Linked DNA regions of Homo sapiens: region 1 is linked to region 2. Evidence: chromatin loops called from intact Hi-C (ENCODE). Cell type or tissue: heart right ventricle. All regions are shown on one strand.

Region 1 (5,000 bases), 310 kb after region 2:
AGAAGTGGGTGGTGAGTATCCATGGCCCAAGAAGCCCACATCCTTGTCTCCAGCACCCAGAGTGGGGGATAGGGGTTCCCCAGGGGAAACTTGAGACTGACTCTAGGCCTAATTTAGAACAAAATAATAGAACCAGACACAGATCCTCCTTATCTCTAAGTGGGACGAAATGATTTGAGCTTAGCAGGCAGCCTGATTCCCAATGTGTAATTTCATGCGGTCAGTGTCTCCAGAGGTTCTTGTACTGGGCATAATGCCAGGGGGCTGAGTTGGGAATGGGGAAGATGAATGAGAGACAATACCTACTTTCAAGGAAACTTCTGATGAAGCAGAATGTGGTTATTAATCAGAAAAGAGGTACAGGCAATAGGTTCTGGGGACTCCAAAAGGGGCCTGACTGCACCTGGCTTTGTGAAGTCACTTTTCTAGCTGGCCTTGAGGCTGGGCAGGGTTTCTGACAGGCAGAGGTGGAGCAGGGGGGATGAACTCTGAGCAGAGAAGCTGGAAATGAGGGGTAAGTTTGACCACCAGACATATTGTGGAGGACTAGTGTCAGGGGAAGAGTATGGTGCTTGGTTCAGTGATGAGAGATTTGATCAGGGCACTGGCATGGACTGAGCCATGGTCCTGGCAGATTCATTTGGCGGCATGCTGAAGGATTTAGATTGGCTAGGAAGAGCTAGAGGCAAAGAGACCTTGTAGGCCTTGGTACTTTTGAAGGGGACATGCAAGAAGGGCTGGGGGGTGCCAATGGGAATGGAAGAAAGGAGCAGTGGCACTAGATACTGCAGGATTGGACCCCTGAGAAGCTGAAGATGAGTGAGTCTGGATAACCAGGAGAATGGCTGCACCATGCAAACAAAGAGCTGCTGAGAGGAAGAGGAAGAGTTGTTCGTGACTGTTATGCTCGCTGCTTTTCTCACTATAGGACTTGGCCTGGATGATTACCTTCTACGTCCGCTTCTTCCTCACTTATGTGCCACTATTGGGGCTGAAAGCCTTCCTGGGCCTTTTCTTCATAGTCAGGTAGTATTCGGTGGGGGCGGATAGGGACTGGTGAAGGAAATGTTGGGGAGTGACCAGTCTGGTCTAGGGGCCGTGCTGGGGCTTTGGGTAACAGTGGGTGTTTCAGGAGTTGGCTTGGGAAAGTAGACAGGCTGGAGCAGTTATCTGAGGGGGGAATCAGAATTCTGGGCTCTGTGTGTACTGTTTTTGTCTGTGTAATACATCTAACAGGTTCCTGGAAAGCAACTGGTTTGTGTGGGTGACACAGATGAACCATATTCCCATGCACATTGATCATGACCGGAACATGGACTGGGTTTCCACCCAGGTAAGGGACAGTCACTCAGAAGACTGGAGCATAACACAACTATTGAAAAGGATGCGTAGGTGAAAACAGCAAAAACAAAAAGTCCCCCAAACAGCATTTTCTCATTAGCCTGAGGCTCTTGTTCTGCAACCATGTGAAGGGAGTGACCAAGACAGTCTCATGTCCCTTCCTCAGCCAGCTTTACCTGGAGAATGCTGGGCTGGCCTTTCCATCTGATATTCAACATGCTCTCCCCTGACCTTTTCCGCCAGCTCCAGGCCACATGCAATGTCCACAAGTCTGCCTTCAATGACTGGTTCAGTGGACACCTCAACTTCCAGATTGAGCACCAGTGAGTAGGGAGCCTGGGGAAGCAGGGTCCTGGGGAGGGTGTAAGTGTTGGGTACAGGTGGGAGCAGAGAAGCAGGAACCACTGACTCCCCCGTTCTCCCTAAAGTCTTTTTCCCACGATGCCTCGACACAATTACCACAAAGTGGCTCCCCTGGTGCAGTCCTTGTGTGCCAAGCATGGCATAGAGTACCAGTCCAAGCCCCTGCTGTCAGCCTTCGCCGACATCATCCAGTGAGTATCTGAGACCAGGAAGATGGCTAGTAGGGAGGGAAGAGGGCAGGGCAATGGAAATGATGACATGTAGGGTGGGGAGTGAACAGAAGGTGTTCCCAGTCGTGTGGGATGGAGTTCACCATGGCAAAGGCAGGATTCTTTATTGGACCTGTGGCCAGGTCAGGCCTTTGCCCTCATTGGGGTTCCCCTCAGTACCATGGCCCAAGCTAGCTTTCTCTAAAGTAGAGGGGAGGAAAACCTCCAGATGGAAGAAGGCCTTAACCTCACTGCTCCATCTCCGGTGGGTTCAACTCTGCTTGTCTCCCTCACTGTCTGCCCCCATTTTGTCCCTGCAGCTCACTAAAGGAGTCAGGGCAGCTCTGGCTAGATGCCTATCTTCACCAATAACAACAGCCACCCTGCCCAGTCTGGAAGAAGAGGAGGAAGACTCTGGAGCCAAGGCAGAGGGGAGCTTGAGGGACAATGCCACTATAGTTTAATACTCAGAGGGGGTTGGGTTTGGGGACATAAAGCCTCTGACTCAAACTCCTCCCTTTTATCTTCTAGCCACAGTTCTAAGACCCAAAGTGGGGGGTGGACACAGAAGTCCCTAGGAGGGAAGGAGCTGTTGGGGCAGGGGTGTAAATTATTTCCTTTTTCTAGTTTGGCACATGCAGGTAGTTGGTGAACAGAGAGAACCAGGAGGGTAACAGAAGAGGAGGGACCTACTGAACCCAGAGTCAGGAAGAGATTTAACACTAAAATTCCACTCATGCCGGGCGTGGTGGCACGCGCCTGTAATCCCAGCTACCCAGGAGGCTGAGGCAGGAGAATCGCTTGAACCGGGGAGGTGGAGGTTGCAGTGAGCTGAGATCACGCCATTGTACTCCAGCCTGGGCGACAGAGCAAGACTCCATTTCAAAAAAAAAAAAAAAATCCACTCATATAAAAGGTGAGCTCAGCTCACTGGTCCATTTCTCAGTGGCTTCTCCATCCTCATTTGCAAACCTCAGAGGGATAAGGCAGTTGAACCTGATGAGCAAGAATTATAACAGCAAGGAAACATTAATGCTTAGAATTCTGAGATCCAGCACAACTCAGTCTGTGGGAGCTCAGCTCGCTGCCCAGGGATAGGTATGACCTATGTCTGCCTTAGGCTGCTGGGAGATGCCATTCTCCAGTTTCAGAAGCAGGCAGGGCAAAGGTCAAGACTGTGGTATTGGGGTCTTTTGGCTCTGAAGGATCCTGGAACCACTGATTTTGGTTTATTCCCTCCAGGGTCTAAAGAGAACAAGAGGTGCTAGCTCTTACCAAAACAGATGGTAGAGAGAGTTGCTGGCTATTTAAAAAGCTCTTTCATCTTTTAATTCACCTCTTCTTTTCACCTCTTTAACCACTCCTCAGGAACAGAACACTTCTAGGACTGGGGGTCTTTTAGCTCCATAAGCAAGTGAGCAGATGGGACAAGTTAGTCTTTTCTCCCTAGAAACAAAGGGGATGCCCAGTGGTTTCCCTTTGCTTCCCAACCTAAAATTTCAAGTTTAATAAAATAGCAATTAGCAGAAGTGACCAAATTGGGAGATAATTATCAGTCATGAGGAAAGACACAGATTTCGGTCATAAAGAATGTAAGGGCTATAAGTAGAAACTTTCTATAACCTAAATGATGTTATAGAATTATTTTTGAGCAGGAGCAGAAAGATTAAATATGATCACTTCATACTTCTAAATCAGAAATAGGAAGATTAAAACCACAGAACAGTTTGTGATTTCTATTGCTGTAGCTAGGTATCTTACTCTGTCCACTCTTGTTCAAGTATCTAACTCTTCTGGAAACCAAATAGGCTTTAGAAGAGATTATCCTATATTCCTATCAGTATAATACTAAAATGTAACTTTTTAATCATCTGGTTTTTAAAAGATAAACAGTTTAGCCCATCTCTCCAGAGAGCAAACATAGGAATATGACTCAGGAGCCTCCTAGGGCTTATCATCAGCCCTCACACCCGCTTCCCCCTCCAACCCACAGCCTTTGCTTCCAGGTGGCAGGATTACTACTTTGCCTCTTCAGCAGCATCTACTCTAGGCATATTGATCATTTTAGACACTGGGAGAAGAGAACCTCAAACTAGGAGGAAAAGACAGAGCCTCCACTTAGTTTTGGGAGGGGATGGCAGACAGTCAAGGAGATGAGCGTCCTAAGGCATGTTGGGATAGGGTCAGATGCACCACCCATGGAGAGGTTTGTCAACACAAAGACATGGAAGGTTAGAGGTTTGTCAACAAAAAGACATGGAAGGTTAGGTTTGTCAACACAAAGACATGGAAGATTAGAGGTTTGTCAACACAAAGACACAGGAAGAATGGGCTGCAGAAGATTTAGATGTTTTCCATTTGGGCACATTTTACTTAGCTGGAGAACTAGGTTTAAAACAGCCTGGGTAGGAAAATTAGAAGCAAGCTGGATGCAGTGGCTCATGCCTGTAATCCCAACACTTTTGGGAGGTCCAGGCAGGAGGATCACTTGGGCCCAGGAGGTCAAGCCTGCAGCGAGCTGAGATCACACCACTGCACTCCAGCCTGGGGTGATAGAACAAGACCCTGTCTCAAAAAAAAAAAAAACAACAAAAACTTAGAATTGAGGAGTTGTACCTCCATTGGCTTCCTCACTCCAAAATAGGTGCTGATCCTTCCTATTCCTATTCTTTGCCACCTTTTGGGTGTGGTGTCACCAGCCTGTTTAGCCAAGTAGCTTTGGGCATAGGCTGCCCAATCTGAGCAAACACCAGTGAGGCTCTATTGAGCCAAGACCAAGTCCTCAAAGCACCTGAACCACTGTGGCCTTCTCAGCCTACAGCAGTGTGGTCTCTTACATGGCCACAAAGGGACACACAGTGACAAAAGGCTCGGAATGTTACAATGGTAAAATGAGTGATCTCAAATCCACTGACAGATATAAAATAGGCTTAGAGAGGAAAAGCTGCCTCTGGTCAAGTAGATCATGGCAGCATGAATTCCAACTCACTTTTTTACAACTCCAACTTCTATGTTTATCTTTGTTACTTTCACTTTTTTACAACCTGGCCAGAGGCATTTTTTAAATCAGGCCCAATATCAGTATTC
Region 2 (5,000 bases):
CTCAAGTAATCCTCCTGCCTTGGCCCACCAAAGTGCTGGGATTTTAGGCGTGAACCACTGCACCTGGCCAGAGGCTTTTATTGAGGGTTTAGTATGAAGAATTATTGTCATGAGTAGCCAGTTAACCTGGGGGCAATCCAGTGTGTTCTCTCTCTAAGGCACAATGGAAGCCACGGATAATCTGAAGGTTGTCAGTACTCACGGAGTTAGCATGGGGTTGCTAATAGTTTAGAGGAATATTTACCAATTAGAGGAATTATTAATGGCATCAAACTATGGAGGACGCCTCAGACACAGCCAAGGACCTAGTAAGGCACACAGGGAGAACGCCATGTGATCATGAAGGAAGAAGGCCAATTCGAGGAATGGTTAATGGCATCAAACTATGACAGCTTAGTGCATTCCATTTATATCAGAGAGAGTCTTGCCGATGGAATCAGAAATACATGAAGTCCTCCAGCCATAACTCCCTGCATCTATCTCCACCTAAAAGGAGAACCTGTCCTTTAGAACAGGAGATACTTCAGGTTTGGTGACTGAAACTCATTCTCCCTTATACAGCGCTTGGATAGGAAATGCCAACATTTGCTTCTCTGACTTTCCTTTTGCTTTGCTCAGGTGACCTTGCGTGTCTCTGCTCTGATCCCTTATAAGTGATCTCAGAGTTGAGCTCCCAGGTGACAACTGTGTTTTCCGTTTTCCTCATTTCCAGCTTCATCAGAAGCACCTCTCTGTAGCTCCAAGTATTGAAGGTAGTCGAGCACGTTAATTCTTCATTGCATTCTAAGCCTAACTTCTATTACAGAATAGTTTGTCTGGCTGTGGGCAGTCCAGCTTTCTCTGTTTCTTTGTCATACTTTCTTTGTAAGGGCACAGCACCCTTTTTTACCCTGGCTGACAAAGACATTGTATAAGGAATTCCTGCTCAGGATGAGTCACTGGACTGGAGATTCGAAGTTCACATATCCTTACAATTTGAAGTTTTCCAGTCGTTGGCTGCTTTGGGGAAGTCAACTTAATTTGGTTCAGCAAAATCAAAGTAACCACTGAAAAGTGTTTGAGGGATAAATCTCTGCAAAATCTGTATTCACTTGCTAGAGCTGCTGTAACAGTGTCACAAACGGAGCAGCTTAGACCGCAGAAATGTGTAATCCCACGATTGTGGAAGTCAGAAGTCTGAGATCAGGGTGTTGGTTGGGTCAGCCCCTTCTGAGAGCCATGAGGGTGAATCTGTTTGGTGCAGCTGTCGTGGCTTCTGGTGTTTTGTTGTTGTTATTGTGTTTTTTTTTTTTTTTGAGATGGAGTTTCACTCTTGTCGCCCAGGCTGGAGTGCAATGGTGCGATCTTCAGCTCACTGCAACCTCCACCTCCTGGGTTCAAATGATTCTCCTGCCTCAGCCTCCCAAATAGCTGGGATTACAGGCGCCGCCACCATACCCAGCTAATGTTTGTATTTTTAGTACATGGGGTTTCACCATGTTGGTCAGGCTAGTCTTGAACTCCTGACTTCAGGTGATCCACCAGCCTCCGCCTCCCAAAGTGCTGGGGTTATAGGCGTGAGCCACCACACTGGCCTGGCTCTGGTGTTTTGCTGAAAATCTGCCTTCATGATCACACGGCATTCTCCCTGTGTGCCTTACTAGGTCACGTAGCTGTGTCAGAGGTGTCCTCCACAGCAAAAGTCGCAGTGGGAGGCAAACCAAACATGAGGTGGTATCTTGCTTTCCCTGCCACAGAAGGACGGGTCATGGTAGTTCCCCAGCAACTCCAGAAATAGCTGGAGCTCGTGCAGCCTAATGAAACTGTGGTGCAGTGGCGTGGGCCCCGGACTTGGAACAAAAAGCCCTGGGGCACCTACGTGACTTAGAGGACCAGTGTCCCCATCTGCAGAATGAGGGCATTAAAACATGTTAAAACATAAAAATGAAGGTGGCTTCTTAAGGTCCCTCCACCGCCAAAGATGAATTCTTTCAGCAACAGGGCAGTCAAGCTTTAATCTGAATTTATAAATGAGCACCATACTGTAAATCCACTAGGGGGCAGTAACTGTTCGCATTTGGATCCACTGATCCGCAGGCCTTGAACTACCATGACACCTTTATTAGGAAAGCAAGAGGCAGGTGGGTGGGATAAGGAATCTGGTTTTCCCCTCCATACCAAGCTACAATAAAGCCTTATGAATCGTGGCCATTTGGGGCAATAAAAAAATGAGTATTTTGTTGTTTTCTGCATCAGCTTGAATTTCCCTGGATTTTACCCTTTACCCATGAGGATGGATCTCTTTTTCTTTTTCTTTTTTCTTTCAGACAGTTTCACTCTGTCACCCAGGCTGGAGTGCAGTGGTGCAATCTCACCTCACTGCAACTGTCGCCTCCCAGGTTCAAGCGATTCTCCTGCCTCAGCCTCCCAAGTAGCTGGAATTACTGGCATGTGCCACCACGCCCGACTACTTTTTGTATTTTTAGTAGAGACGAGGTTTCACCATGTTGGCCAGGCTGTTCTGGAACTCCTGACCTCAAGCGATCCGCCTGCCTCAGCCTCCCAAAGTGCTGGGATTACAGGTGTGAGCCACCGTGCCCGGCCTCATCTCTTTTTCTTAATATGTTACTTGTTAAGTTTCAGAATTTCAGACCTGAAGGGACCCTTTGCAGTTGTGGTGAGTAGCTAGCTCAAGGCAATGGCAAGTAAATGGCAGGACCAGGAATACAAACCATCAAGTCTATTTTCTCAGCTGTATGATGAGACGTGATCTCTGAAGTTCCTTTAGGTCTAAGAGTCTGGCTCTCTGGTCTTCATTATCCAGACTGATTTCTGCTTCCCTGTGGTGGATCTAAGCATTAAATTGGGCTGGTAGGTTGACTTTTCTGAATATGGAGAGCTGGATTATCTAAAACTTTCTCATCAGAATGGAATTTAATTAAATCTTATTAAATCCATTGTATCACATTAAATCTCAAGTTGCATTCATTAAAATGGTAGTTCTCTGGACTTTTGGATTTCACAGAGTAGCAAAATTTGCAAATACGTTTAAGCATTGAGTTAATTTTATTAAGTAAATATGTATGGGTTTTTTTTTAACACCTATCTCTTATTATCCTACTATTATAAAAGACATTTAAACTCAAAAAGAAGAGGGCATGCAATCTCAGAATACGTCAAAGTGACACAAATAAATTCCTTTATGAGGCCAGGCACGGTGGTTCACACCTGTAATCCCAGCACTTTGGGAGGCCGAGGCGGGCGGATCACCTGACGTCAGGAATTAGAGACCAGCCTGGCCAACATGGTGAAACCCTATCAATACTAAAAATACAAAAATTAGCTAGGCATGGTGGTGGGCACCCATAATCCCAGCTACTCAGGAGGCTGAGGCAGGAGAATCACTTGAACCCAGGAGGTAGAGTTTGCAGTGAGCCAAGATTGCACCACTGCACTCCAGCCTGGGCGACAAGAGTGAAACTCCATCTCAAAAAAAAAAAAATTCCTTTATGAAAAACTCATTGCATTGTTCTTATTTTTCTCGTATTGTACAAATCAGTAAAATCCTTGTCAGCCACTGGATCCAGCCTACAGATCAGCCTTGAGAACGTCTGCTTAAAGCAACTGACAATGTTATAAAAGTTCCTCCACAAAAGAGCTCTGCTGCCTGTGAATGCCTCCTTGAAGAGACAATGAAGGCAGAACACATATCCAAGCTGGGCAAAAGAAAACAGTGGGGGTCAAAAAGTATGTCTTTAAAGCTGCACTTCCAAAGAACTTCCTGAGAGATTTGTAATTTCTATTTCTGTATGATAAAACACTATTGGTGAGGCATGGTTGTTCATGCCTGTAATCCCAGCATTTTGAGAGGCCAAGGTGGGCGGATCACCTGAGGTCAGGAGTTCAAAACAAGTCTGGCCAACATGGTGAAACCCCGTCTCTACTAAAAATTAAAAAAAAAATTAAAAAAAAAATTAGCCAGGCATGGTGGTGCATGCCTGTATTCCTAGCTACATGGGAGGCTGAGGCAGGAGAATCGCTTGAACCCGGGACGGGGAGGTTGCAGTGAGCCGAGATCATGCCACTGCATTCCAGCCTGGGTTATGGAGCAAGACTCCCGTCTCATAGGAAAAAAAAACAAACAAAAAAACCCTACATTCTTAAGGCCTAAAATGTACTAAAAATAAAACAGGAAAACAAAAATGGGGGTAGGGTTCCTTCTGTGAATGCAAACATGCTTGACCAATGAGATGTAGTTGAAAACCTAGACCACTGGTACAGACTGAATTGTGTGGACTCTCCATACTCACATACAGCAGATGCAGAGAAGGGCACAGAGGGAGGGAGTGATAAATCTGAAGATAAATGGAGAATTCAGAATTCTCGCTTTGATGTACTCAGTGGCTTTTTGGCAAACCGTCTAATCCCAGTCTGCAGTTTGAAAGAACACGCTATAATTGTTAGCAGCACCCACTCAGATAATGCTGGAACTTGTTTGTAAATAAAGTTCCAGCTTTGACAAACCACATGCTCCTCACAGCCATTTATGCACTTTGCTTCATCTGTCTCTTATACTGTCTGAGAAAAAAATAGAGATGGGGGGTCTCACTATGTTGCTTAGGCTGGACCCGAACTCCTGGACTCCAGCCCATCCACCTGTCACAGGGTGAACCCCCACATTGGAGTTCAGCCCAGGAGGCGACGTGAGTTCTTGGCTTTGCACAGGAAGGAATTCAAGAGTTAACAGAGTAAAGTGAAAGCAAGTTTATTTTAAAAGTAAAGGAGTAAGAGTGGCTATGCCATCGGAAGAGCAGCCGTGAGAGTTGCAGGTTGCTATTTTTATGTTTGTTTCTTGCTCACATGCTAAACAAGGGTGGCTTATTCATGAATTTTCCAGGAAAAGGTCAGAGAATTCCCAGAAATGAGAGTTCCTCCCCTTTTTAGACCATATAGGGTAACTTCCGGATGTTGCCATGGCGTATGTAAGCTGTCGTGTTTCTGGTGGGAGTTTCCTTCACCAT

What was found. Peaks named below come from ENCODE experiments on the same cell type or tissue, not always from the same donor. Only the 100,000 strongest peaks of a DNase experiment are listed, where the experiment ranks them.
Region 1: a loop joins it to region 2, with 4 times the contacts of the local background. A loop is called at or near these places in 83 of 110 quality-filtered maps.

Annotation. Positions count from the first base shown.
Region 1 is chr11:61,799,696-61,804,695 of GRCh38, reverse strand. FADS1 (fatty acid desaturase 1) reads left to right here. Exons shown (of 12, transcript NM_013402.7): 7 at 1-11; 8 at 929-1,026; 9 at 1,237-1,333; 10 at 1,585-1,664; 11 at 1,770-1,895; 12 at 2,234-5,000. The coding sequence ends at 2,285. Among named protein-coding and RNA genes, the nearest start is that of FEN1, 9.3 kb to the right of the region's middle. In heart right ventricle, no CTCF peak of the experiment used is centred here; no DNase peak of the experiment used is centred here.
Region 2 is chr11:62,105,224-62,110,223 of GRCh38, reverse strand. No RefSeq gene overlaps it. Among named protein-coding and RNA genes, the nearest start is that of INCENP, 16 kb to the left of the region's middle. In heart right ventricle, a CTCF peak has its summit at 2,038 (motif pointing right); a DNase peak (open chromatin) is centred at 4,673; H3K4me3 peaks cover 1,094 bases; H3K27ac peaks cover 3,280 bases.